Linked DNA regions of Mus musculus: all the other regions are linked to region 3. Evidence: chromatin loops called from intact Hi-C (ENCODE). Cell type or tissue: left cerebral cortex. All regions are shown on one strand. Links, peaks and the distances in the headings refer to the core of each region. The heading gives the core; the rest is flanking DNA.

Region 1 (10,243 bases), core at 1,113-9,112, 300 kb before region 3:
TTCTCAGCTTCTAATATTTGTGTTTGCCTTTATAAAAGGCAAATTAAAACACTGCCAAATGCCTTTTAATTTAAATTTTAATTCTTATCCCTTTAGAGACTGCACATAAAATATTCATTTATCTTCCACTCCAGTTTGGTAATATATGCTTGACAATTAAGAACTTGATGTGCTAAGAGACAAATGTATTTAGGTTAAATATGAGTGCTTTGTAGAAAGCAGCCTTTGCAGAAAGTAAGCTGCACTGCTTAGCTTCTGCAAAGAGAAGAAGCAAACTTCTAATTCTTAGCACCTGAAAACTGTCAGTGGGTCCCTGTCCCTTCAATACATTGCTGACATTAAGAAATACATCTTAATTTTATCATTCAAACACAATATGCTAAACATCTAAAAGGCTCCCCTCACTCTGTAACCATCCTATTGATGTCATTGATCTGATCCAGCATAGGCCTTTATCGTGGTAGAATATTGCCATTGGGATGGATTTAACATTATCCAATCCAACATCTACTATGACGCTTTCCTGCACAAATCATTCTTTTTACAATGACAAATTAATACACAAAGATGAAAATTATAACCATAGATTTACAAAAGCAGACTAGGGTAAAACATCACTAACTACAGCACGATGTGGTTTCATAAAAATGTCATTTATAACTGATGCAGAAGTGGACTTTCCTTATTTTTAAATCTAATTTTATTTAAAATATTTGGTTAAATTACTATAAATATGTAAATTATAATATATTTAGATTTCCAAAGCCTGATTTGATGACTTTGTAAGAAATTAGAATGGAAGATAAAATTAAGCTTTTGTTTTGTTTTGTTTTGTTTTGTTTTGTTTTGTTTTGTATTGCTTTGCTTTGCTTTGCTTTGCTTTGGATTTGTTTTATTTTGTTTGAATTTGGTTTTCCTTTAAATTGGTTTTTGTTTGTTTTGGATTTTGTTTTTATTTGGTTTTGGTTTTCATTTGGATTGGTTTTGTTTGGTTTTAGATTTGGTTCAGTTTTGTTTTGGTTTCTTGTTTGCTTGTTTGTTTGTTTGTTTTTTGTTTGTTTGTTTGTTTGTTTCAAAACAGGGTTTCTCTGTGTAGCCCTGGCTGTTCTGGAACTCACTCTGTAGACCAGACTGGCCTCAAACTCAGAAATTCACCTGCCTCTGCCTCCCAAGTGCTGGGATTAAAGGCGTGTGCCACCACGCCCTGCTTGGATTTGGGTTTTGCTTTTGCTGTTGCTGTTGATTTAGTTGGTCTGGTTTTGGGTTTGGATTTGGTTTGATTTTGATTTGGTTAAGTTTGGATCTGGTATTAGTTTGGATTAGTTTGGGGTTTTTTTTGGTTTTTTGTTTTTTTAGTTAGGTTTGGTTTTGGGTTGGGTTGGGTTTGGGTTCTTTGAAACAAGTTGTCACTTTGAAGCCCTGGTTAGTTTGGAATTTGCTACATAGACCAGGCTACCCTTTAGCCTTGAGGTGGGATTCCAGCCAGGTACTATCACACCCTGTTGAAGACTTTGTTTTCTTCAAGGCATGTGTCTTCTCAAAGAACTATGGTATGAGTGTTTGTGTGTTTCTTTGCAATAATTCCAATAGGATTGCAATGACTACTGTATTTCTTGAGTCCAATCTGGTCACATTGTGGGCCAACAATTCCTTTGTCTATGCCTGGAACTGACCATTTTATTGGGATCAAACAGCCTATCTAATCCCAAGCAATAACTGAAATGGCCATTGCTAACTTTACCTCTTTGGTTAATTTAAATAGTTTTTGAGAAAGATTCTCATTGTGTAAAAACCACTCTGGCCTTGAGTTTAAAATCAGAAAGATATTTGATCCCCTCGAGAGCTGCATTACAGGCATACACATAGATTTATATGAAGACACTATTGCTGAGTTATTGCTACAACTTGGTTCATAAGACAGTCCATAGGGAAAGATCTGGATTGAAGAGGCAAACAGTGGAAGTGGGAGACCATCAGAGGCACCTTTATTTGTTTACATTTTCTGTTTAATAAAAAGTTTGCGAGGTCTGAAACAGGATCCCAGGGCTAATTGCAACTCCACAAATCATTATAACTTATTGTTCAAATTAGTCATACTTCCTCAACCAAACACAATCAAAATGACTCCTCCCAAGAATGGTTATCCCTCTAGTTGGATGTATAAACAGAATTTATTTCCCCCAGTATAGGCATTGTGCTATATGAGGCCATAATGTACAGGTGTTGTGTTATAAATTAATGATATTAATTTCATGTGTAGCTTATGAAACAGAAGATGTATGCATATTTCAATATAAATTATAGAGTGTAATGGAGTTTTAGATGCTGGAGGTTCAGCTAACTTCATCTCAGCAAGCACTGCACACAGCATTAATGTGCAATTAGTTTATCTTCATATAAAGTTCCCTCACTTGCTCTTTACCTTGTATCTATGAACTCCGATTTATGTGCATCACAGAAACCCTGTGCCAGCATAGTGATGACTCACTGGCTGTATTTCTGAAGCTACCTGTGCCACTACTAATTTTACTGCCTGGTATAGGACAACAGTGGCGGGCATGCTGGCTCAGACCAGCTAGTCCTGCTACTTGGAATGCTGAGGTAGGAGAACTGCAAGCTCAAAGCCTACCTGAGCTCTACTATGAGTTCAGGAACAGCTTAGGTAACTGAGTGAGACCTGTTTTAACACTGAAATATTTTGAAAGAAAAAAGAGATCTGAGGATGTAGCTCAGGAGGTGGTACAGTGCTTAACTACACTCTACAGAACATTTTCAAGGCCAAAGATTCACATCCCTGAACTACACACAAATACACAAAGAGAGACTACACAGAGAGAGGGGGGGGGTGGAGGAAATGCAGGAACTTTATTCAGTTCTTGACTGCATTATTATTTCATACTGATATTTCTGAAATAGTAGAAAACAATTTTTCATAGATAAAAATCATAGGAAAATCTGAGAAAGGCAAAAGTAAGCTCTGACTTCAAATGAACTAATACAATATAGCTCCCTTATATTAAAATAACAGAAATGCATTGGAGTGTGGGTAGAGTTATATAGATCGATCCATATGAACAGAAGTCTCGTCAGTGCTAAGCAATCAATGAAGAGACATTAAAAGCCAGAGTCTGACATGGCTCTCAGAGCTGTACTTCTGATTGTGCAAAGATCTTATCCATTTTTAAAGTAAAACTTACCCTCGCTTCTATAATAAAAAGAGGTTACTCTTCTGAAGGGAGAATTATCTCCTCATTACAAACTGGATTCAGTCCTTGGCTCCAGAGAGTCTCAAAGTTTCTAAGTATGTATGTCCCTTACCGTGACAAGTAATATCAAAGCCTCTGTTTAAAATTCTAATAATGATATTCTCTGTCTCGGGAAATGGGCATTTTTTTCTTTCACATATAAGCAATATCTTATTTATCAGGGTTATGATTAATTATATTGTAAAGGGTAACATTATCCACGCCTGCCAAAGATAAACTAAATTAAATGGACAAACAGATTAGATATAAAGAAGGATATTAAGAGATTATGGGATGGCTTCCCTTGATATCATTAAAAACAGGGCAGATACCCATCTGTCTACGAGAGTTTAGGCAAAGTTTGCCTGAAGCCAGCAGTAGAAAGCAGAGAGATAACTTCTAGAATTCTTCCCAGCTATGTTTTCTCCTAAGAGCTCACCCTTTGTCCTCTAACTGTACTCGCATTCTCTCAACTTTCCGATGAGGCCGCTTGCTAGGATAAGGTTTGGGTTTTGTTTTTGTTTTTTTTTCTTTCTTTCTTATTGTTAACATACTTTCCAATCTATGCTTTTTTTGACTCAAAGCACACATGTGCACACACACACACACACACACACACACACACACACAAATTATGACTATCATAATAAAAATGTTAAAATATGTGCACCCTTTATTTATACAACCCCATGGCCAGACAATGAAATGGCTATGGATTTTTAAGAGAATTCTGAAAATCTCCAAAATGTTAGTTAAAGAGCCATTATGCCACTATGCAGAACAAACTATAATATTCTTCAGTACTCATCAAAAGGCTAAAGCATATGCCCTGTTTAAAAGAATACAAACAATCATCACAATAAAACGCACTTCTTTGAGTAGTTACAGAATCCAGGCCAGTCAGCCTCAGGAAAGCCTGCAGGGGCCGCTCAGGACCTCAGAGGGAAAGGGAAGCCAGGCAAACCAGCAAGGCAGCCGCGCCCCCTGGAGGAGGGCAGTGGGGTAGCAGGAATTTGTGAAGGCCCTGGAACAAAGGTGGACTATAGATCACATCCCACTCCTTTGATCATTTTTTTCAATATCAAATTATTATACAGAAAAGTGCATATATTTGTTTAGTAGAGAGTAATTACTTACTATATGAAATTGACCGGTACGTACTTCATTGCATTAAAAAAAATCTAGTGTCCTTTTTTTTTTTAAAACATCTTTTAAAACAACTAATAAGCTTTTTCTGTAGTCATTCATTCACAGAAAGTTATATTCTAAATGCCTGTGTCACTGATGATACTTTTTACTGGGTCTTATCTATAGAATTATGATATATTAACATATTCTGATAATTCCACCTGTTCCACATGGAACAAATAATAGATGTTTTATATATATGAATATATATAATGTTATATAATTATATCTTTAACTATATTTTGTCATATATTATGTTACATGTACATATATATAAGATATAATATGAGACAGCTCTTTCTTTGTAACATAAATGAGAAGATTTACATAATAAGTCTCAATATACCAAGTTGAGACTTTCCTTACAGAATGGATTTCTGGAGTGGTTTGCTATTTATTTAGGATAATGGAGTAACTTTGTTCAGGAATGAAGCTTTTGCACACAGCCAAGAACGCTTGTACTTTGAGTAATTGGTCAGTAGTGATGAGTAATTAGGCACATTCTGATTAACAAAACACTGTGAAGTGTCAGTGACTGGAGAAAAGCAGCCCCTTGTCATGTGTGAGTAACAACATCTACTCCAAGGGCATCGGTCAGAGACCGTTCCTGTCTGTATATCTGATGTCTGCGATATCACATGTCTGTGAGCATGTATTTGTGTGTATTAGTGATTGACTTTCCACAACTCAGATTCTCTACAGAAATGTAAATTTCTACTAGTACCACATCACATCAGAATGCTGGGTATGGACATATATGCAAGAATCGTGACTTCAAGAGCCTGTGACAGGGTTGTTTTGTAAGTAAAATTTTCTATGTAATTTTCACTTATCAGGAATAAAGTATTTTTATTTCACAACCACATATATAGCTTACTTTATCACTGTGAGAAACTTAGAAAATTAGCTAAAAGTGAACTTGGGGTTTTTCACAAAGTCATTGTAATATTGATAATAAGTTAGATTATATGGCTCTCCATTAGCAGAGTATAAGCACTCCTAACTGGAATTTATTAACAAGGTAACTGAACATAAATAAATAATTCTTTTAACTAAAGTATTTGTAAAAAAAAAAAAGGTTTTCATACTTCAAATTTAAGGAAAGGGATGTTATTGTGTACTTGGTCATATTTCATTTTAATAAAGATGATAAGATGTCTATAATAATTAATACATCAATGTGAAACACGTATGAAGCCAAGAGTGCTCACTGCCTTATTTTTCTTTAAATTACACTGTAATCATTTTATAAACCTTTGGCCATATATTTTTGTTTCACGCAAGGAAACAAGCATTATCCTAAGGAAGTGCCATGCTCATTACAGAAAACATTTGATATATTTGTATCACTTTTTGTAATGAATTCAGTAAATAAGCAATATTCTTGCATACTCCTCCAGTGGGGACCTCACTCATACTCTGTAAATCATTAGTTCAGTTAACAAGGATTAAACAAGCAAATCTCATCATTGCCGCAGACTTTACCCCAAACATCCATCGGAATGCCAATACCAAAAAAGCAAATGAAATGTTAATTTCTTCTGAACAAGTATTTTATTCCTTCATGATTCAGAATGACGCAAAACCTGAATCAAGTCATCAAAAGGCTGTTAGACCTGCACTTAATGAAATTTAAAACTCAGGTGTGGTAGCCATTTTATTCTCAAAAAAAAAAAAAAAAAATCAAAAACCCGGGCATTTTGATGTACTCATTTCAATACAGTCTGCTCTTGGAAACCATGCCTGGCACAGGTATCAGCAAAGACACGGGGGAAATATTAGACTCCCTGTGGGAGTGGCAGGAGAAATGGAGAACGACAGATTCCTCCAGCCTGATCCTTCATGATTCTTTTCTAGTTATTGAGTATATAAACTTCAATCCCCTCGTACAACTGAAGGGAAAAACATGATTATCATATCACTCAAAGCTCGCTCAGCAACCCTAACTTTCAGCTCGGTATAAATTCACTCTCCGGGAAGTGACTTTTAATACTTTATTTCTTAACAGAAGCATTAAATTTTGTACGATTAAAAATTATCTATTCTACGTTTCTTAACACGGGTTTGCATTTGATAGGATGGCCACTGCTAACCCATCTTGGCACAAGTATCTTCGTGCGTGATGAAGGTTTAAAGCAAAAGATATCTCCTATTCAGATTCTTGAAGAAAACTGAGAAGGAAAACGGTTGCGGCCCCTTCATTTCCTCCATTGCATGCACCCTACCACGCTTTTCGTGACAGCAAGGAGTAAGGAGTTGTAAATAGACATTACTAGAATGGCTTGGTTTGGGGATTTATTTAATAGAATTACTGGGTGGCTAACAGCAATAGGAGCAAAGCAAAGAATTCCTAGTGGACCACAGCCCCCTTAAAAGGAAATAAAGTGAATCCCGTCACCCTACTATCATAAAGAGATCCCGAAAATTGTTTCTAAACAGAAAAACAAAGCAGGAACGGCCAGTTTCTCAGTTAAATTGATGATAATCAATCTTGGATCTAGAAGGAGCGTGTGGGGTCGCAGAGAGATGGATCCTCAAGGGGCAGTCACCGTCTTCAGCTATGGACACACTGAAAAGCTCACCAGCATCCAACAGTTCCAGACCCATGGTCGCACAGATAGCCTGGTTAAAAACTGAACAACAAAAAAGGTCACGAATGTGGGAAGGGAAGATTCTTGGGGGCGGGGGGTAATTAGGATCAGATGGGGAGGATTAGACAGGCAGGCATCTGAATGCACATTAGGCATGCATGAAAGTGTCGAGGAACAAACTCGGCAAAGGTTAAGTAATAATAACATTCAGCACGGAGGGAGACAGTACTGGTGGAAGCGCCGGCTCTTTTTCAGCTTAAGAGGATGACTAGAAAACAGTCAGGGAGTCAGGGAGCTTGGCCTGGCCGGTTTAAAATCCACCCTGTTTTTTTTTTAATCCAGTTATCATTTCTTAGTTCATAGAGGGTCCTCTGTCTCCGGTACGTGTGCTTGGCTCTCATCAGCACTAATGGGAATTAACAAGAAAATGGACCCTTAATCATTTATCTTACATTATAGGAAGGCGTGATTTGCGGACTTGATTAGAGTGGGAACTGAACGAGATATCTCGAAGATGTGATTCTCTTCAAACATGTCCACTGCAGCAATTCTACTATAAAATAATTAGAAGATTTTTCTCCTTCTAGATCCCTCACTGCGGTGGTCGATATAGAGGCCAGTGGACAAAATGTTGCAAAAACGTACTAGGTGTTCCAAAACCAGCTATTTAGCAAGGTAGACCGTGTTCAGATTTCCTTCAGCGTTCGTTTAGCGTGTGTTTACTATACGTATAACGTTGCTCTCGAAAGTGAAAACTTGATTTATTTGCCCAGAGTACACTTTAGGAAAAGTATTTTGACCTGAGGTTTTAAGACTTACTCGCTTTTAGGATACCTTATTGTTGTGTGGCATGTATTTAAAACTTCAAGCTGAGAGCAATGCTAATCTATGTCAGGATGCTCCAGGCAGCATTGACTGTGTGCCCCTTGGAGCAAAGAGAACTGAAATCTGGGAGTTTGGGGGTCCCACTTGAACTAGTGCCTGTTATCTGAGGACACCGGCCCTCCCTTTGGTCTCTTGCTGTGTTTATCTGCACTTTTCCCTCTAACCGAAGGCTGTGGAGCTCGCTTCCCTGAAGACATGTCTGCTGCTGCTTTAGAGTCCCCCCCCCTCCCCACCTGCCAGAAACCACACTTCTAACTCCATCTTGGTTTTCAGTGTCTCACTGTGGGGCTCACAAACCAGTCACAGTGTGGGAAAGAACGACGCGTTAGATGGCCATTAATTTGGTGCTTCAACTTTTGTATTTACTAAGAGATTATTATGTGACATGACTTTATTTAATTCTTTGATCTTCAAGTTGCTTAAATTTTTAATCAAAAAATGATGTTTTTTTAAAAGAAGCAAGAATATTCTCTCTATTCATCTTCTGAAAATTTTGTCGCAGCAAAAATAATAAATAGTAACAGTAATTTAACTCTCGGGAAGCTGCTGTAAAGTAAGAAAATCCTGTATTTTGTCTTATTAAGAGATTCAAGAAAATTAATTTAACATTATAAATAAATGATAGTGAATATCAAGAACCAGAGGCAAAATATGACATAAAGTTTTTAATAGGTTCTTCATATAAATAGTGCAATCATTGCAAAACTTCCAACATTGTACCTATCACAGAAACAAGGTCACAAAATGTTCAGTAGTATGTTTAAAAAGTAGCATATATTTGCCAAAATAATGTTGCAACTTTGACTGAAAAAATAATAAGATATGATAGTATAGAAACAAATTTTTTATCTAACTGAAAAAAAAATGTTTAAAGATATCAAATGTCCCTGTTTTTCATATATCTGCGGTGAGAACCTGAATAATTTTAAATCTTCAGTGAATGGATTCATTTCAGTAATCACCTAAAAACCAGTGGGTTAAAAAAGCTGGAAAAATATTTGAATTTTAACAACATAATGATATTAATTTCTCTAAACTATATAAAGTATGAAATATATTTAATCTATAATAAATATAATATTTGCTTTAATATAATGTGGCAATAAATACATTAATCTGAGCGAAAGAAGTTATTGGTAAACTGGATGATATGCACAAACATTCCCATAAATATTATATAGTGTGAGAATGTGAATGGAGCACAAGCTAGCTACTTGATGATAACTGATAAGATTTGTCTGAGTCAGGGGCTTGCTACGTAGCTCAGGCAGGGCAGGAACTCACCATGTATCTCAGGCTGTCCTCAGTGATTTCCTTGCCTCAGTGTCATTGCTCAGTGCTGGTGTTACATATGTGACTCTCCATACTTAGTTTATAACTGGCATTTAAGCAAAATAAAAGCCTAATGCAACTAAGCCCTGAAAACATGGTAAATGTTGGGAAACAATATTGAGGTAGCAATAGCCCTTTATTTAACAATAACAAGAAAAAGTTTAAATAGAAAAGTAGCAGGTCATAGCAGTGAAAATTACCTGTTACCAAATCGGTGTATCATAAGACATGATATTAAACTAAGAAAACAATGTGACAAATACCAACTATTTTAGGTGATAAGACATTGTGCTAGCCCAGCTGTGGTGGCACATGCCTTTAATCCCAGCACTCGGGAGGCAGAGGCAGGCAGATTTCTGAGTTCAAGGCCAGCCTGGTCTACAAAGTGAGTTCCAGGACAGCCAGGACAACACAGAAGAAACTCTGTCTCGAAAAACCAAAAACCAAAAAAAAAAAAAAAAAAAAAGATATTGTGCTAACTTAATTTTTAAAAAGACAAATACTGAGTATTTAGCAAAAACATGGATTATCTATTAGACAAAATCAATAATTTAAAATTATAAGAAAAATTAATCTTGTTAAGAAAACATGGAATAAAATTTAAACAAAATCTCATATTTAGTTCAATAAAACAGTTTAAAGTCATAACATATAGAGAAGAAATGTAAGAATATGCATAAAATAGAGTTATTTATTATCTAAATTGGTATTATTTATATGGCAGCATATACATTATTATATTTAGTAATTCTAAATTGCGAAAATTAACTTAAAATAATAATGAAAGTCCCACACAAGTTCCACAAACATATTTCTAAGTGTTTCTCAGTGAGTCAGGAGGATCTGAGTAACAGCTGCACAATGTGAATATTGTGGGGCATGTTTTACATTTCTTTTAAACTAAATATATGAGAAAATATTCAAGATAGTATGTTATGTTCTAAAGAATACCTATGCTATTATGTTAAATTTTTATAAACAAGAAGATATATAATGACACAT
Region 2 (10,243 bases), core at 1,277-9,276, 1.2 Mb before region 3:
GATGTTTACACCCAAACAATGAAGAGAAGCTGCTGAGCTCTGTTGTTGAATTAGGGAGAAGCTGTAAGAAGCTGAGAAGGAGAGTGATCTTGTAGGAGGATTAGCAGTCTCAGCTAACCTGGACCCCCCAGATCTCTCAGACACTGAGCCACCAACCAGGCAGCACACACCAGCTGATATGAAGCCACATCACATAAACAGCAGAGGACTGCCAGGTCTGGACTCAGTCAGAGAAGATGCACCTAACCCTCTCAGGAGACTGGAGGCCCCAGGGTGGAGGGTTGGGGTGGGGAGATTGGGAGGTGGGGGTCATCCTCTTGGAGACCAGGGAGGAGGTAAGGGATGTGGAACAGTCCGAGGATGGAGCAGGAGGGGGATAAATTCTAAACTGTAAGAAAAGAGCACATAAAATATTTTTTGAAAGCCACCTACATGTTCTTCACTTATTTAAAGAGTGATTATAGAAATTTTTTTTCCATTTTTTTTTCCATTTTTTATTAGGTATTTCGCTCATTTACATTTGCAATGCTATACCAAAAGTCCCCCATAGCCACCCACCCCCTCTCCCCTACCCACCCACTCCCCTTTTATGGCCCTGGCGTTCCCCTGTACTGGGGCATATAAAGTTTGCGTGTCCAATGGGCCTCTCTTTCCAGTGATGGCCGACTAGGCCATCTTTTGATGCATATGCAGCTAGAGTCAAGAGCTCCGGGGTACTGGTTAGTTCATAATGTTGTTCCACCTATAGGGTTGCAGATCCCTTTAGCTTCTTTGGTACTTTCTCTAGCTCCTTCATTGGGGGCCATGTGATCCATCCAATAGCCGACTGTGAGCATCCACTTCTATGTTTGCTAGGCCCAGGCATACTCTGACAAGAGACAGCTATATCAGGGTCCTTTCAGCATAATCTTGCTAGTGTATGCAATGGTGTCAGCATTTGGAAGCTGATTATGGGATGGATCCCCGGATATGCTAGTGTCTACATGGTCCATCCTTTTATCTCAGCTCCAAACTTTGTCTCTGTAACTCCTTCCAAGGGTGTTTTGTTCCCACTTCTAAGGAGGGGCATAGTGTTCACACTTCAGTCTTCATTTTTCTTGAGTTTCATGTGTTTAGGAAATTGTATCTTATATCTTGGGTATCTTAGGTTTTGGGCTAATATCCACTTATCAGTGAGTACATATTGTGTGAGTTCCTTTGTGAATGTGTTACCTCACTCAGGATGATGCCCTCCAGGTCCATCCATTTGGCTAGGAATTTCATAAATTCATTCTTTTTAATAGCTGAGTAGTACTCCATTGTGTAGATGTACCACATTTTCTGTATCCATTCCTCTGTTGAGGGGCATCTGGGTTCCTTCCAGCTTCTGGCTATTATAAATAAGGCTGCTATGAACATAGTGGAGCATGTGTCCTTCTTACCAGTTGGGGCATCTTCTGGATATATGCCCAGGAGAGGTATTGCTGGATCCTCCGGTAGTACTATATCCAGTTTTCTGAGGAACCGCCAGACTGATTTCCATAGTGGTTGTACAAGCCTGCAATCCCACCAACAATGGAGGAGTGTTCCTCTTTCTCCACATCCACGCCAGCATCTGCTGTCACCTGAATTTTTGATCTTAGCCATTCTGACTGGTGTGAGGTGGAATCTCAGGGTTGTTTTGATTTGCATTAGAAATTTTTTATATGTTAAATGTTTTACTAACTCCAACTATTAGTGTGTTGCTGGTGCGTATGAGCTATGTTTTACAATGCAACTGCCATGTCAACACCCACCACAGTGTAATTCTTTGTCACTAAGGTCTACATAAAGCACAATCTATTTAAATATAATCTGGATGAAGTTTACTTTATGTGTCCAGAGGGAAGAGGTCAGTGCATCGGTGGGGACTATCGCAGTTAAAGGTCAAAGTTTCTACTGGTACTTCCAGATATTTCTATGATACTGATTTTATATTAATTGTTTCTACTTCTAGCTCAGTGGGCTCTTTTGGTACTTTGAAAACTGTAAAAAAAAAAAAGTAAGAAATTTCTTAAACACTGTTTTGTTTTTCTCTTTGGCGATAGAGATGGAAATGATTTTTTCACACATCTCTCAGAAGCAAATAGCCCAGGCCCTAGCCACTGGCAACCTGGGCTTCTGGCTTCAGACATTCAAAAGAATCACTATACACACGAAAATACCCAGTGTCAGGTGTTTCTTTACAGTAGCTCCCAGCAACTGACATACACAAACTCGTGGGAGCAGAAGTGTAACATGTGACATAGAGTTTATAAAGATGATGTGGGGGGAAGTATGGGGAAGTTACCTTTCAGCATTCTTTATTTATTTACTTACTTTTACTGTTTAAGAAACTAAAAGAATATGCCGGGGCCTAGCAAACACAGAAGTGGATGCTCGCAGTCAGCTATTGGATGGATCACAGGGCCCCCAATGGAGGAGCTAGAGAAAGTACCCAAGGAGCTAAAGGGATCTGCAACTCTATAGGTGGAGCAACATTATGAACTAACCAGTACCCCTGAGCTCTTGACTCTAGCTGCATATGTATCAAAAGATGTCCTAGTCGGCCATCACTGGAAAGAGAGGCCCATTGGACTCGCAAACTTTATATGCCCCAGTACAGGGGAACGGCAGGGCCGAAAAGTGGGAATGGGTGGGTAGGGGAGTGGGTGGGAGGGTATGGGGGACTTTTGGGATAGCATTGGAAATGTAAATGAGGAAAATACCTAATAAAAAGTATATATATAAAAAAGAAACTAAAAGAAAAGCAGTCACAAGTTAAAAGTGCATACGTAGGTGGAACCACTGTTGGGTGAGGAAAAGAAATGAAGCAGACATCTGTGAGAGAGAAGTCAGGGATAAACAGGAAAAGCACACAAATGATGTAATAGTTTGACTTTAAAGTTAGATTAAGTTTCAATATTAATAGGCAACTTGGCTCAGTTTATACCGAATAGTAGCGATGTGATGGAATTGCTGGCTGTAGAGACAAACAGGTCACATAAAAATGACACAGTTTAAATGTGGTCCTGTGTTCAGTACTAGGTCTCTATCTCGTTATGCTATAAAGGAAGTTTTCTGCAAACTTTAGGAAGTGGTGCCCACTTGGGAAGAATAAGCCACTGGTTTTGTTGTTTTGTGTTGTTTGCTTGTTTGTTGTGAGTTATGTCTGCTTCCACATTCCGTCCTTTATTTCTTCCCTGTCTCCTATGGTGGAGTCTTCTGCACCATTGGTTCCCACCACCACGATGTGAGGCTAAACAAGAGGGGCATGGCGTCTGAACCCATGGGACATAGCAAATGTGTCCTGGTTTATGTTGTGTTCTTAATTTTTATTTTGCCAAAGCTGCACAAAACCGACTAACCCAGGAGGTGTTAAGAGAGTAAACTGGACTTCTAACGTGATGAATTAATATCTACAAACAGAAAATTAAAAATAAAAGAATAAAATACGTAGCATTTTTTATTAACTCTGTCTGTGTTACTTTGTTAGAAGATCTTTGCGTTTCTGTATTGTTATTTTTTGCCTGATTTTTCATTGGTCAAATTACCAAGTATCAAAAACACTTTGTTGAGGAGAATATCACTTATTTATCCCTGTGAAATACGTCACTCAGTTAACGAAGACATATTATGTATATGTCTACACCTAAAATCATATTCTGTATATACTACCACCCATATGCAAGCGGGGAAAGGCACTCCTTCAGTAGTCTTTGCTATAGATGTCACTAAAAAGTTGTACGGTGGCATCAGAAAACTTTTATAGCTGCACATTCTTAGGAAAGGAGATGCTTCTGGATAAAATATTTGTTCCAGGAACTTGGTAAATATTCAAAAATTTGCAGACACAATTTATTTGTGTGTGGGAGGAGGTGTGACTGAAGCCTCAGCTGCCAACTATAACAGTGAAATGATTCTATTTTTACATGATTGCTTCTGCATATTAATAAGATAGATTTCAGAATAGCATAGCATTAATTAGGGCAGGCTTTTGAAGACAAAATGAAAACATTGTTTTTGTTTACTTGCTAACTGTATATATATATATATATATATATATATATATATATACATATACATATACATATACCCCTCCCCTTTCCAATTTCCTCTTCTGGAGTGTTCTATATTACATTTTTAAACATACAAAGTGTCTTATTAAAATGGTGATAATCACATACTCTCTTTAATCTCTTTTACAAGATAAACTTTAAAGTGTTCTAAAACAATGAGCTTCTTTTATTAATTACTTAATTTAAGCCAGACAGTGGTGGCACATACCTTTAATCCCAGCCCTTGGGAACCAGAGGTAAGTGAATTTCTGTGAGTGTGAGGGCAGCCTGGTTTACAAAGCCAGGACAGTTACACAGAAAAACCCTGTCTTGAAAAAACAAAACAAAACAAAACAAAAACAATAAAAAACAAAACAAAACAGTTAATTTACCTTGAGAATGGGTCTCAAAGTGTAGCCCAGGCTTTCCCAAAGCTCACACTATTCCCAGCCTTGCTACAACCTTGCAGCAATCATCTACCTTAAGCCCTGGTTGTTGGGGTTACAGGTATTAAGTTATCTTTCCCCGGAGAATAATGACTTCATATTCTACATCACACTGACGAACAGAGACTCTGAGTTAGCCACTGATTAAATCCTCCATCTTTTGTTGCAAGTGTTTATCTGCCATTTTAAAGTTTAGCCGTACTGCTGTGCTTCCTCTCATTTCCTTCTTCAGAAGCAGCACTCTATACTCAAAGGGCGCATATGCTGTAGGCTGTAAAAGGAGACGGGCATGCTCAGGGAACAGTGCAGGAAAACAGCTGAGAGTTTTACACGTCAGGCTCATCTTCCATTCCCAGTGAGTCTAGAAGAGCAACAGGAACAGCAAGTCCTGGAAAAGGAGGTGAACCTGACTCTCACAGGTATCACTCCATTACACATGAATGTCCAGTCTTCAACCTCACCACCACCACCATCATCATCATCATCATCACAAGTGATACAGAGAAAATAAGTTTGGGACTTTAAAGGCAAAGAGTATCTAGCCAATCACTGTCCCTAAGCAGAACTTAAGGTGAATGCACTAACAACAATGTCTTAAAGATGTTGACCAAAAAACACAATATAACAAACAAAACCAACAAAACAAACAAACAACCAAAAATCTACAGGAAAAAAAAGAGAATTGCAGGAGTCTAGAGAGAAAATTAATAAACAAAATGCAAATGTCAATAATAAGAAAAAAAACTCTCTAAAAGGGTCAAAACCATAGACTATTAAAAATTGAAAGTGCATATTTGATTATCATTCAAGTACTTACAAACAATTCTATGGAAATGACCAAGACCTAAGAGTTGAAATTAGAAGAAAACAATAAAAGTGTATTAATAATATAGAGCTTATAGCATTTTTAAATCGTGATATTACAGAGTCATGGAAACTCAGTGCTTTTCAAAGAAATTAGCAATCACAGAAGTAAATGGTTTCTAAAGTTATATTGCAGGGTTTGATGTGTGAACAAAGCTCACATATTTTCCCTTCAGATATGTCTTTTGGACCCACCGTCTCGCGAGTAACGTTTATTTTAAAACTGTTTTCCTACTTTTATTGTGTTGCAAAGGTATGTAACAAAACAGGAACGATTGAGTCTTCCTCACAAACTTGGTTCATTTCTCAAGGCGACCAAAAGATGGCGCTGCGGTGCAGCTCAGCGCACCTTCCTTAATAATCAATCGTTTCCCACAGTTTAACTCCAGGGCTAAGATGGCGGTAATGCACATCAGCAGATAGAATGCAGGTGCGGCAGATAGGATGAAGTGCTCCAAATTGGTAACACTTCAACTCAGAGCAGTGCCCAATGGTAATTAGACCGACAGAGCTGACTGTTGCAGAGTGGCAGTCTCTTTTCACTGTTGTGTGTAGATATTTCTGAGAATTCATGTTAAACATTCATAATGAAATACAGGTTAAGGAAGATATGGCAGAAAAAATTCATCTTTGAGGAAATACATTCCTTTATGAAATGATTGGACAAATCAGTACTTGATACTTGTATCTTAATAATTTACTGATTTCGTCTCAGAATAAAGACAAACCCAGCATGATCTTAAATGTATCAAATTATCTTTGTCACTAAATGAAGGGCTTTTGGCTGTTATAATATTATGCAAAGTATACTGTATTTTTTCACTTTAATTTGTTAATTATAAATTAAAATAATTTTTATACTTTGTCACCTGTGATACGTGTACAAGGCACAGTTAAAAAGGAAATAGTTTCACTTTGGTTTGTTTTTGTTGGGCAGAATGCACATGTTTGTACAACTGTACAGTTGTGTACCTGGGCCTGCAGAAACAACATGTCAGACTCATTCTTGATTGTTCTCTGTTTTGTTAAGATTGTCTCTCACAGAACCTGAAACTAATCAATTGAACTGGAAAGGCTCACCAGCAAACTGTGGGGAGATCTACCTCCCAAGGCTGAGGTCACAGGCAGCATGGGTTTTACCCTTGTGCTGTGGACATGGATGTAGGTCCTCATACCTGCACAGAAAACACTTTGCCATATTCCTGGCCTTGTGATGAAACAGTTTACTGAGGTGTTTAATAAGACAATATCATCACAATATTTCCCATTATATCTTCCATGTTTTATGTCTGAATAACAACGTGGCTATTCTATTTTGATGTTTATGGTGAGAGAGCACTTGAATTTGTTTCAGAAGAGTTTTATAGCTCCTTGTCTGCACACGTGTCCACTTCTATCTTTCCAATTGGGTTGAATCACAGCTTCTGGTAAAATTAGCAACTGCCACTTATATTCTTGTTATAGGAACATTATTTACCATTGAATCATCAAATGGATTATGACTATATTAAACTATTTATGGTGTATACATATGCTGTAGGAAATGATTCTCCGTAGTGGTCTCCCCAACACAAGTGTTCATCAATAGTCGTCATCAAGATGACGACTGCTTCATCTTGGAACTTATTGAAGTATGTATTTTCTCCTACACTTAAAGCATTTGAAATGCTAATTTCTTTGATTAGTGGATATTTTAGGAGATACTTTTTTTTGAAGCTGCTGTTACAAGATGTTACATAGGACTTACATTCACATCCCTGTCTTTCTGAAAGGGTCTTCTGCCGTTCTCCATTTACTAAGTGGTGTTCAGGGGGTTACTCAGTTACCCAGCTTCCACTGTAAAGTCCACATACAGTAACCTCTAAGGCGTATGTGTACCAAGTTACCATTGCATTATGCTCAACTAATAGATTGCATCTTCAGAATTCTGAGATGTTTCAGATCATGTTTGTGAAACCGTTTTTTGGATTTTTTTTAATGGAGAAAGGTCAATACTCTTCTAATTCTTTGAGGATATTTATTTTTTAGTGACTATGAGTGCCTGCCTGCATTTGTATATGTGTAGCAACTTCATACATTTGTCATGGAGTCCAGAAGAAGGCATTAGATGGTCTGAAATTCAAGTTACAAATGCTTATGAGCTGTCATGTGAGTGCTGGAAACAAAATTTGTATCCTCTACAAGAGCAATAGGTATTATCAATTGTCGTTCTGCCTCTATAGCCCTTAAATCTCTTCTCATTTTTAAATTCTTCTTAGTTAACATTTTATTTCATGATTTTTGAATTTTTTATTTTGCTTTCTTAGTGGGATTTGAAATAAAATAATTAAAATTTACGTCTTTCTTTACTAATATGTTGTTGTCTCTGTGAATTTATCAAGGTATAAATTCAGGTCCTGTTCTCAGATACACCTGGAGTTTGTGAGCTCAGATTTTCTGAAGTCAGATTCATTTTTGTTCACCACTTGAATTTGTCTTTGTAACAAGACAGCCACTCCTCTCCATTGCACGTGGGGCAGTATCTTAGGTCACACTACTGTGTGTATATATCCTATGCTGAAATTGAATCCCCGTGGCAATATTTTTGACAACTGATAACTAACCAATAGTATAGCTAAGGAAGTTAACCTTCACCATCACAAAAGTAGGAAACGTATGCATCACCCCAAAAGGCCACCCTTAACTGTCAATAACTCTAATCACTAGCCCCTTTGTGTTCCTTGGGATAGCATCAATCTACCTTTGAAACTACAATTGTGTTACATTTTGAACAAATTCATATAAATGGCATCATATAGTATGTACTCATTTGACATATTGGTCAAATTTATCTTTATACATGCCATATAACTTAATAAATTTCTAATTTTTCCAGTTCAACTACTTATTAGAATTGATAAAAATTGATTTTATATCTACTTAGATTTTCGCTCCAGTCCCCTGTAGGTGAAAACTGTTAGACTTGAATCCAGTCTCTGTCTTGCGTTCTGTACTACTATGGAGCCCGTGGCTTCGATGAGGCGCTCTCTTTCATGTTATCCTGAACACCCTTGACTATCAGGCAAGAACTGCAAACGTAAAACAGATTCCAGGACCTGTCAGGTTTACTGAGCGTCTCTAAAGTGATGAGAGAAAGTTTTCATCACAACCAGCTTTGAGTGGATTTCTCTCCTGTAGATTTCCACGATCCGTTCATTATAGGTGGGCAAGAATGTGGAGTGTGAGTGAGACAAACGTCCAGTCTCTATGCTCAAATGAATCATACAGAACAAATAACTGCGAGAGATGCCAAACAAAGTTGGGGTAAACACAAAAAGGCAAAAGGCCCTTAATCATACGTGGACTAAGGGGACATCTACTGCTTTGTATTAAAACCATAGAAGTTTTTGGAAGAAAACTTGAAGTCAACTCCACCTTCCTGGGAACTCATGGCCTGAAATTTTTTGAGCCTGCACTCTTTAGGTCAATAAAAATTACATCTGAGGACTGCTGTGATTCATTATCTAACAGGCTCCAGAGATCTTGATTAGTTTTGTTCTCCTTCCCAATTGTCAATATCAGTGTTTTTAAATGTTTAACCCGCAAATGCTAATTGTGTGTATTGATGAGGGAAATGTAGTCTTGTGATATACGTATCCAGTGGCAAATAATGAAATTAGCCTAATTAGGAAAATCTGTGACCCCTGTGCCTCTGGTCTCTCTGTCTTTGGAAAGCGTCCCTGTCCTTTTGCTGCTCATCAGCTAGACAATTCATGCTGAAAACAAATGTCTACCCATTTATTTCTTCCTTTCTCTGCACAGTCTCCTTGCCACATGTCTCCCAATCTCTTATAATAATCATTTTATTTCTTAAAAGCTTATTTTTTAGATTCTACATAGTAGTAGGCTTATGCAGTTTGTGTCTATGTGTCAACTGTAGTTCAATTAAAATAATGGCATCCATATGTATCAATTAACATCTTAAATGATATATTGGCTTTTAGTATTTCTTATGGAAAAATCATTGTATTATGTGTATGAACATATGAATTATGTATTATGTGTGAACACACATATATTATCATTTATTGTATATATATAAAAAGAACCCATGTGTTTTACGGGTTTTGATTTACTCCACATCATGAGAGTACTGATGTTTTTAAAATAACAATAAACAGAACCACACTTTGTGTTCAGTCAGCAACTCCCTGTTGTTGAACAGGTGGGGCAGATACTATACATCAATTGTTCCCTCTATGTGCTTTTCCTTTCTTTTTGTAAACAGAAACATAAAGTAGTTGCCACCACTGATCTGACATTCCAAGATCATTGAGCTCCTCCTACATTACCAATGAGAAGGACCTCCAAATATGCTGTTGCTTGGTTTATATTCCCTACAAGTTAAAGAAGGCCACACTATATTGACACTTGAGGGCTTGTTACTTCAAGCTTATAAAGCAGAATGTTTTCCATGTAAAGTTCAAACATGATCCTCTGTGAGACAGGAACTTTTCGATTGGCCGTAACAAGAAGACCAATTTCTCTTGTACCCTTGACCTCGGACAATCAAGATACACAGCAAACATGTTCTGATTGTTGTTAGCCACCTAGAGTAGAAAGTAAAATGAAGAGCTAGGGCAATAAGTATTGTGTATGCCAATTATTTTATATGGTATAATAAGGCTATGATAGTTTGTTGTGTTTGGCGATTATTACTGTAATTGTCTGTAAGGAAGCCAACATTATTAGATATTTTCTTTATTTTACATTTCAAATGCTATCCCAAAAGTCCACTATACCCTCCCCTGCCCTGCTCCCCTACTCACCCACTCCCACTTCTTGGCCCTGGCGTTCCCTTGTACTGGGGCATATGAAGTTTGTAAGACCTAGGGACCT
Region 3 (10,243 bases), core at 1,448-9,447:
TGCTTTACTCTCGGTACCTTGAGCAGTTAAGCATCTCTGTGTAAACCGTTGTACACTGAAAGTAAAATATTGTAATTTGATACTTTTATTTTTCAGCTTTCTTAAGTAAATATTTTAGTCTGTAGGTTTCTTATATAAATATTTAAGTCTAAAAATATAGCTTTAGTTGATACTACAAGCTCCAGAGTTTAAAGTCCTTATTATCATTCAATTAAAATGTTTTAAACCTTCATTACAATCTCTTCTTTAGACCACAGTAAATGAAGAAGTGTGTTCATTAAATCTTAAACAAATGAAACTGTGTCTCATGTCTTTTCTTGCCTTGATTTTAGTTAAGCACACCGAGACTAGGCTCCATATTATGAAAGATTTCAAACCTTTCACATGTTTACATTTTCTTCATAGACTATTAGATAGCCATTTGAACAAATATGCTTTTTGTGTTTAAAAAGAATATGGGCATTGTAGATCTTGACAGAATATGGCTATAGATGCATATACCAAAGTTTAATGATACTATAAATTATCAGGCTTTTAAATATCATATATAAGATTTACCAACCATGATTGCTGAGTTACCCTATTCTCTTTATAATTTAGTCATTTTGATTGATTTTTGAGGATTGTTTTTCTCCAAACTCAAATGGGTCTCATGCAGTCACCATTGTTGTGTGTATGTTCATTCATGACTGGCTCTGTCCTTGTCTTTAAAAAAATATCTTTATCATTGCTGAGAGCTTTTGAGGAACTTAGAGATATTTTTATCACTCACATCCCCTCACTTCCGTGCATGCTATCTCATCAGTCATCTTATCCTAGATGCTCCTCCTGCTAACTCACTCATCTGACCCTATGATTCCAGATTTCTCCTTAGTTTGGCCTTCTCTCAGATTTTTTATAAAACTTTATATTAGTTTTTAATTTTCTGAAAGTCTTATTTTTGTGCCTTGGTGTCTTTCAACACGTGTGTAAAAGCCTTACCTTCTATACTATCAGATATTGGAATTCCTTTCTTTTTCTTGCCCCTTTTTCACAACTTCTGGATCCCTTGTTCCCTTTCTACCCAGTCTGGGACTGTAGCTCCTGAGATGGTGCCATCCGCATTGAGAGACAGCCTTTCTCCTAAGTTACATATCTCTGGGAATGTCCTCACAAACCTGCAGTTGTGTGTCTCCAAACTCCATCAAACTGACATAGAAGATTGGCCATCACATGATCCTCTGACCTCAACCCGGTGTATCTACAATTATAACCTTAATTTGCCCACACTTCATAATTGCATATGTGGAATTTTTTATAATGTGTGAATTAAAAGACATTATCAATAAAGTAAAAATTAATCCACATATCAAAAGAACGTGCTTACAGATCGCCTATCTCATAAGTGGTAAGTATCCCAAGTGAGTGTCCTCAGTTGCCATCAACAAAACAGCTCCATTCAAAGCAGAAAGGTATGAACAGGCGTTTGCCTGAAGAAGATATCAGAAAGAGCGCCGTTCGTGCAAACACCCACTCAGCCTCAGCACTCAATAGGAAAATGCAAATGGAAGCTGAAGGGAAGAATCCCTTCAGATCAGGAGCTTGGCTGCTGTTGTAAAACAAAGCAGAAAATCACACATGGAGGCCAGGATACGGAGAATCCTGCATTTTTGGTGAGAAGGTGAAATGAAAAGCCATTGTGAAATTTAGCCAGGCGTGTGGGGCATGCCTTTAATCCCAGCACTAGGGAGGCAGAGGCAGGTGGATTTCTGAGTTCAAGGCCAGCCTGGTCTACAAAGTGAGTTCCAGGACAGCCAGGGCTATACAGAGAAAACCCTGTCTAAAAAGAAAGAAAGAAAGAAAGAAAGAAAGAAAGAAAGAAAGAAAGAAAGAAAGAAAGAAAGAAAGAAAGAAAGAAAGAAAGAAAGAAAGAAAGAAAGAAAGAAAGAGAAAAGAAAAGAAAAGAAAAGAAAAGAAAAGAAAAGAAAAGAAAAGAAAAGAAAAGAGAAGAAAAGAGAAGAAAAAAGAAGAAAAGAGAAGAAAAAAGAAAAATAGAAAAGCCATTGTGGAAACTGTGGAATCACCTTTAAAAGTTATAAGTACAATAATCTTGATACATACTTAAAAGAGTTTAAAGCTAGGTTTTGAAAAGAAGACATTTGTAATGAATGTAACATCATTTGCAATAGCTATAATATAGAATTAGTCATTTGGACATTGTTAGGATGAAGAGTCAAAACATAATATAAGCATAAAAAGAGTATTAGTCCACTTTTACAAGGAAGAAAATCCTGATACATACCACAAGACAGGCTCACACCATTGAGAAAATAATGCTAAGTGAAATAAGCCCGTCTCGCTGACAGAAACTAATTTTGTATGCTTCCATTCACATAGAGTACGCAAAATCATGAAGACAAAGTAAAATGGCGCTGGCCAAGAGTTAGAGGAGTATTTTAAAGTAATGTTATTATTTAATGTGCATATAGCCTCAGTTCATTGTTGCTATGAATGTGTGTGTATGTGTGTGTGTGTGTGTGTGTGTGTGTGTGTGTGTGTGTGTGTGTGTGTGTGTGTGTGTATGTAAGACAAGCTCATGTTTCATTCCTATGACTTGTCCACCATCCACTGATATAGTTGATATTGTCTGTCTCGCTGGCTTGGAGCTCACCAAGTACATCTTTCTGCACTCTAACCCTATGCAGTAGGGATTACAAACACCTACTACCATAACCCATTATTTGTTTGTTTTATCTCTTGCTTGCTCTGTTTTCATTTGTTCCTGGTGGACTCTGGGACTGAGTTCAGTTCCACACCTTGTAAGGCAAATACTTCACACACAGAGAAACCTCCTCAACACTGGACGTCCATCTTTTATATTCTGTGCTTTACATTTAAATATAGGAAGTCTCTGCAGACGTGAGTCCTGCTTGTTATTTGTGATGTATATTTTTCTTAGGTAGTTCCCAAAGAAACAGGTGACCAGTTATTACCAGTAAATACTATTTTTACGAATTACTTAACACTTGACATTAAGATGGTGTTTGTGGGACTATATAAATGTATGTATTATTTGTGTGTATGTATATATTCATATTCTAAGAAATATATATACATGTGCATGTACATAGTCCTATTATTCATGTATATATTCATATATATTCATATCATCTATATTCTATACATTCACATATATATTCTATAAGGAATCTCTGTCCCCAGAGGCTCCCTGAGACTAAACAACCAATCAAAGAAAACACATGGTGGGACTCGTGTCTCTAGCTGCATATGTAGCAGAGGATGGCCTAGTCCATCATCAATGGGGGGAGAGGCCCTTCGTCTTGTGAAGGTTCTATGCCCCAGTGTAGGAGAATGCCAAGGCCAGGAAGCAGGAGTGGGTGGGTTGGAGAGCAGGTGGGGGGGATTAGGGGATTTTCAGAGAGGAAACTAGGAAAGGGGATAACATTTGAAATGTAAATAAAGAAAATATCTAATTAAAAAAATCATTGCAACTATGATAGCTACACCTGTAAGGAACAAATGCCGTCTCTACCAGAGCAAGGAAGCTAAGTGGAGGGTCACTTTAGCTATGACTAGCCTGAAAAAAACAAGAGCACTTTTGTGGAATTCTGGAATTTTGACTTCAGGGCTGTTGAGCTGTATAAGCCAACATACTTATAGTCTTGGTTTAAGACAACAAACCCACAGTATCAGGGGTGGGGCATGTAGTTTATTCTTTTCTTATGACAATTTTCTGAATTAGAAATTGTCTCAAGAACACAAGTGTCACTTGTCCAGCCCTCGCCACACTGCTGTTTCGGGGCGCTGTGTACTTGCATTGGAGACAACTCACTTAATAAATCATTACTGGAGCATACAGTGTTGATTCAGTGACTAAGCAAAGCTTTTCTTTCTAATTTTGCAGAGTACAAAACCTCTTGCACTAACTCTACAGTGAGAGCAGGTTGCTGGGCACGCCAGCTCACAGTCTATCACCCAGGTGTCACTATAGCTAATTATTAAAATGGATCCAACTGTATGGCACCTTTTATCTTTTTAAGAATGCAGAGTGATGTTTAAAAGATTCACTTACTTTCCTCCAGAAGGGCCAGAAATTGAAAAACAAAATCTCATTTCTCAACTGTGGATGCTTACCATAATTGCTTCTTTACTATTGAAAGTAATATTGGCCAAATAAACAGTGACCCAGCAGAAGGACCAGGCCTGGCCTGGAGCAGAGGCTACAGAGCACACATCTGAGTTCCAAGCTGTCTTCAAGCTCCTCTGGTTCCTCACTGGTCAGTGGTTGTTCTTCAAAGATGTCGAATCAGCCTAGGTTGGCACCACTCGAAGTGTGACTCTGTAACAAAACGAAGAGCAAACTTGTAAGTAGACATTTAATACTTTGTAAGATGCCATGTCTGGGTCATTAACGTTTGAATTTCAAGGACCCCAGCAAGCTCCTGCCAATACTTGGTTATTGTTGGTTGTATTGGGAAGATGTGACACTTTTAGAAGGTGGAGCCTCATTAGAGGACACTGGGGTAGGCCATGAGAGTTCATAATTCTAGCTCCACTTCGTGACCTCTCTCCCTATGATTTCTGAAGGCAGATGTCATGTGCGCAACCACCTCACACATATACCATCATGCTTCCTCCAACCCAATCAGCTGAACAAACCCCAAATTACAACCCAAGTAAACCCTAATTCCTTTAAGTTGCTTCCTGTCAGGTCACAGCAAAAAGAGAAGTAAGCCATGCAAAAACCTACGAGCAGAGTTAGTGGACAGGGTTAATTAATAAGGAAAGCTGTTGAGAGAGAATTCAAACTCCCGTGCTGAAGTGCAAGTGGCAGAAATTCTGGTTATGAGCAAACCATTTATTGACCTGCAAGATATCAGAGTAGAAGTAAGACTCTGCAGTAATAACTCAGTAAAATATGTACCCTACACACATGATATCCTGAGTTCAGTTCCCAGCAAACACACACAAAGCCTGCTATGGTTGTATACTCTCATTACCCCAGAGCTGGGGAGATAAATATAAAACAGACAGGTCCCCAGCCTAACCAGTGGGTCTCAGGTCCCAGTGAGCAACTCTGCAAACCAAGGAGGATGGCTCCAGAGGAACAATACCAGGAGTTGAGCTCTGGCATCCACATTCAGCAGCACGCACACACACACACACACACACACACACACACACACACACACACCTGCATACAGACACCTGCACACACACCCTGGTATATACAAACCTAGTTATGCATGCTAGATGGTTTTATACACTTTGGGCTGGGGAAGTTAGCGGGTGAAAGTTGGAAAGTTTCCCTGACCTCTGTAAGAGTGTCCTGACTTCTGCATCACATCACAAGGCCTTGTCCTTTACAGGCATGCACGAGGACTACGTGACAGTGGCAGGTCCCAGCTTGGATAACATCCCAATGTAAACTGCTTCTCAGAGCTGGCAGAGCACTTTCTTCTATCCAGCAGAGCAGAAATAACTTGCCCTGTGCATAGCACTGATGTCCAAAAGAAAAGCCACAGAGGGACATCTAGTGGCAGTGGGAAGTCACCAATCTGTTTCAAAAGAGTTGGGGAATTTCTGCGCTGCTCACTGTCCGAGTGATGTAGATGCATTTCTTGAACTTTGCCACACACACTCCAGCGCATGTGTCTCTGCATTTGAAGGCTGGCAAATGCCGGAGGAAAACAGAGTCAACTTCCTGGCCCAAGAAGCCTTGTCTCCCACGCCACTGAATAGCCAAGCAAGGCAGAGAGTAAGGGCAGAAGGCAGAACTTCCAGATCTGTGTGCTGAGAAGAGGATTCGTGCAGAGCGCCCTCACTGTACACGCACCTATGCTTATCCTCTTGCTAGTAAGCTACATACAGACATGGAATTCGTGAGCGCCAAAGCTCCAAAACGCACCGCACATTTTAAAAGCAAACACCCACCCCCCACCCCCACCCCACACCCCCACCCCCACCCCACATCCTGACCTCAGGATCAGCATCCTGGAAACTTTCATAAACGTGACTGTCAGACTTTGCAGCAGCAATCAAGGCCCAATGAAAGTAGTCACCCGGGGTTCAGGCTTCTGCTGGACTTTGCTGGAGAAATGGAAGCTGCTTTAGATCCTGTTGCAGCAGCCTGAACTTGGCTCTTTCACAGGAAGACAGATGGAAAGTAAGTCTAAATTAACTATAGAATTCATGATCGATGTTGTTTAAGAATAGTAGTGAGAGTCTCTAACTCTATCTCAGTGCTTTCTTTACGTGTCATGAGATCAAACAATGTATCACAATTCATGTACCTAAAGAGAGAGGTTTTTAACATTTATTACATTCTCTCTCTCTCTCTCTCTCTCTCTCTCTCTCTCTCTCTTTCTCTCTCATGTCTGTCAGTCTGTCTGATTGTATCTCTCTGTGTGTGTGTGTGTCCACCACAGGATCGATGTGAAGGTCGGAAGAGAACTTGTATGAGACAATTCTCCCCTTTTTACCATTTAGGTCTCAGGGATAGAAGCCAGGCCATCAGACTTCGCTGCAAGCACGTTTACCTGCTCCGCCATTTTTCCAGACCCCCCATAGGGGGAGTTTTAAGGCATTTCTAATTGATGTAATCTCAAGTCTCCCACTCCAGAGCTCCAACACTAGCTCTACTTTACTGACATAAGAAAGTTCTTCACTTTGTGCCCTCCTGCCGATTAGCTCTGTCCTCATCTTTGCCATTCACTACTTCGGGTCTTACTGCAGGGTACACTACCCAGTACATTCTACTCTTTGAAGTTCTTCTCTTCACTGTGAACTGGAATTGAAGAAGAAGCTGCCCCTGTAGAGGCTTGTCTGAAGTCCCCATGTTCAATTACTCTTCTGACTTCTGTTTCTCTGAGAAGCGGTAGCTCATTTCTATTTCTCTGGCCACAGCTATGATTATACCTAATTTTATTCCAAGTCCAGGGCTGGGGAAACCCATGGCCAATTCTCTCAGTATATTTAGGTCCTGGGTCAATCTCCATCTTCACCCCAACCTGTTGCCTCCCTGGTCTCTACCTGTATTAGCCACCTCCACCCACAATCTCCCTTCAAAAAGGTTATACCTCAATGCAGATGGCTAGGGCAGCCCTTGATCTTCCTCTGACACTGGCTGTGTCATGAATCCCCTAAAGATCATCCTTGGTCCTCAGAGAAGCATCTGTGAAGAGAACAAAGAAGGGCATGCTTGTGACCTTCAGACCTGCCCTCCCAAACCAGCCTTGTGCTGTTACTATATTCTGGCCATCCTCATATCTGGGTTCTGTATTAGTGACTTTCCCCTTTTTATAATAAATACTCAACAAAAATAGTTAAAGAAGACAGATCTCATTAGGGTGTGTGAGTTGGGAGAGTACATGGTCCATTATAGAGAGAAGGCATCAGGAGCCTGAGAATGCTGGTAATGCTGCAAGTGCAGTCAGGAAGCAAATGAAGGACTATGTATCCTAATGCTTGGGTTATTTTCCTCAGTTATATTGGGTCAAAAACCCATCCTATAAGCCAGGCATGGTGGTGTGCGCCTTTAATCCCAGCACTTGGGAGGCAGAGGCAGGTGGATCTCTGAGTTCAAGGCCAGTCTGGTCAACAAAGTGAGTTCCAGGACAGCCAGGGCTATACAGAAAAACCCTGTCTCAAAAAACCAAAAAAAAAAAAAAAAAAAAAAAACATCCTATGGATGTTGCCCCCATATTCATGGTGTGTCTTCTTCCTTCTATGCCTCTCTGTTGATCTCTTCTCTTAAGATCTACCACTGAATTTACAGCCTGCCCCAGTCTCTTCTGCAAATCTCTAGTCACATCTTCTAAAATACTTGCTCTGTACAACCTCACATACATAGATCCCAGGAATTTCAATGGCAAGCACTTTATCAGCTGAGCACTCCTGTGTTTTATAAATTAAGTACTTATGTACCTCCTATGCCCATCGCTAGGACTTGTGAACTTTTGATTCTCAAAGTTCATAGTCTGTCTCCCTTGCCTTTGAGTTATTAGTCTTGGTGCATAACATTAATGATAAATAAATAAATACCCAGAGGATTTCTAGACAGACATTATATTATTAGATAAATGTGTTTCGAAGATATGATCTCTGTTATTCATGTGGAAGCACACAGAACATTATATACTACAGTATCCACCCCATATGACCTCTACAAACTTGAAGAAACAACAGAGGCATGGAAAAGTGTGAAGCTTCTTCGCTATGCAGAGAAATGCTAATCACTAGTACCAGCTGAAACCAACCCAGGATGAGAGGAAAACCTTCCTCTGTGGGATAAGAAATGTTTCATACATATTGGTTTAGCAGGTTTAGATAAATCATAAATTTAAAGAAGTCGCTTGCTTTTCCCTCCTATGTCTTTTTTCCAGAACATTTCAAGCATGAATAAGAAGCAGAAGACTCCTCCACTGGGGACCCTGAGCTCACTCCAGTGGTTGGTTGCAAGCTTCTGCCTCTGTCTTTGTCAGGCTCTGGTAGAGTCTCTCAGGAGATAGTCATATCAGGCTTCCATCAGCAAGCACTTACTGGCATCAGCAATAATGTCCGGGTATGGTAGCTATATATGACAATGTTAATAGGCCAGACCCCTCAGGGCTCCCGGGAACTGGACCACCAACCAAAGAGCAAACCATGGCGCTGGCCAAATATGTGGTAGAGGAGGGTCTCGTTGGTCGTCAGTGGGAGGAGAGGTCCTTGGGCCTGAGGTATTTCTATCCCCCTGTGTAGGGGAATGTCAGGATGGGAGGATGGGAGAGGGAGAGTGGGGGAGAGCACCCTCACAGAGGCAGGGGGAGGAGGGATGGGGTAGGAGCATCCCGAAGAGGAGACCTGGAAAGGGGAAAACATTTGAAATGTAAATAAAGAAAATATCCAATCAATAAGAAGCAAACGGAGGAGGAGGAGGAGCAGGAGGAAGAAGAGGAGGAGACTTTTCTCCCTGTGCAGATCACTCAGGGTCAGCAAGGAAGAACCCATGCACATCCTCACTGCCTTAACGCTCAGACTCGGTTCTAGGGTGCTCATACCTTAAATGAGCTCTAAGCATTCCAGGGAACCTTGTAAAGTTAGACCTCCTGCAGCTTAGGATATAGGTCAGTTGTGCTATGGAGGTGCTCAGCTGGAAGCACTGGGGTAAACTGTCAAGACCACATTAACCAGTTGTGGTGCTGGCCTATACTCAGTTGGTGGAGGCAGGAGGATTATGAGTTCAAGGTCAGCATTGGCTGTAGCCACAGTATAAGTTCACCCTGAGTTACTTGAGACATTGCCTAACAAACAAAATCAGGTGCTAGAGAGATGGCTTAGCTTTCTGCATGCTGGGTAACAAGCCAAACATCTTTCTTGTGTCTATGACCCCAGTTTTGAAAGGGGTAGAAACAGGAGGATTGTTAGTGCTTGCTGTCCGCAGCCTCATAGAGTGTAGGAAGAGAAAGAGATTGAGAGAGAGAGAGAGAGAGAGAGAGAGAGAGAGAGAGAGAGAGAGAGAGAAACCCTGCCTCAAAGGCACAGACAGAGAGTGACAGAGGAAACTTGGTTCCTTCTTGTGCACAGGCATGCACACCTCTCCTACACTTACATAAAATACTGAAGTAATTAATATCAAATTTTCAATACCAGTTCATGAATTTTCATAGTTTTGTTTTGGAATTAGAATTCAAAGAATATTCATACTTTGTCTCATTTTTTTCCTCTAGAGGATTTTTTCTGTACACCCCTCTCTCTCCCTGTCTTCTCTCCACAATCTTTCCTTGAAGACTTGAACTCCTTTCCTGGGCAGTTTTTCTCGGTCTGATCTTCTTTGACTTCATGGCACTTTGCCCCACTTGGATCTCCTATAAATCTCACATTCAAAATTAGAGACTTCAGCAGACAACCACCAGTCTGGTGCCCGAGAACCAGGCAGGGAGCAAGTCAGATATGACCTCTGCCCTGCGCCATCTGGCAGGGGCGGGGCACAGCACTCCTGAGATGACCTCAGACATCCACAAGTCCCACGGGACACTAAAATGAACAAGTAAGGGGTGGAGAGATAAAAGAGAAAGAGAATCAGAAGGGTGTGTGCACAATGAAGAGAGAAAGAACAGGAAAATGGAGGTTGGTGAGGAACAGCTGGATGTGAGTAGCTGATGTTGTCACCTGGGAGCATGGCGAGGTCCTTGCCCATGCTGCTACACAGGAACATGTCTAGATGGCCCTGCAGCAGCATGTTACCACCAAGATCCAGGCA

Evidence for each region. Hi-C counts contacts between places; a loop is a spot of excess contacts. Peaks named below come from ENCODE experiments on the same cell type or tissue, not always from the same donor. Only the 100,000 strongest peaks of a DNase experiment are listed, where the experiment ranks them.
Region 1: it touches region 3 in a loop (4-fold over the local background); 6 of 42 quality-filtered maps call a loop at or near these places.
Region 2: a loop joins it to region 3, with 4 times the contacts of the local background. A loop is called at or near these places in 3 of 42 quality-filtered maps.

What each region holds. Positions count from the first base shown.
Region 1 is chr6:138,471,766-138,482,008 of GRCm38, reverse strand. It overlaps a transcript of Lmo3 not described here. Among named protein-coding and RNA genes, the nearest start is that of Gm30332, 33 kb to the right of the region's middle. In left cerebral cortex, for the core only: a CTCF peak has its summit at 4,220 (motif pointing left); a DNase peak (open chromatin) is centred at 4,210.
Region 2 is chr6:139,387,009-139,397,251 of GRCm38, reverse strand. No RefSeq gene overlaps it. Among named protein-coding and RNA genes, the nearest start is that of 4922502N22Rik, 70 kb to the right of the region's middle. In left cerebral cortex, for the core only: a CTCF peak has its summit at 5,686 (motif pointing right); a DNase peak (open chromatin) is centred at 5,710.
Region 3 is chr6:138,167,248-138,177,490 of GRCm38, reverse strand. It overlaps Gm30213 (a long non-coding RNA gene), which reads right to left. Exons shown (of 5, transcript XR_869528.3): 2 at 7,080-7,174; 3 at 5,980-6,142; 4 at 4,135-4,339; 5 at 1-55. Among named protein-coding and RNA genes, the nearest start is that of Gm30213, 5.8 kb to the right of the region's middle. In left cerebral cortex, for the core only: a CTCF peak has its summit at 5,539; DNase peaks (open chromatin) are centred at 5,519 and 6,112.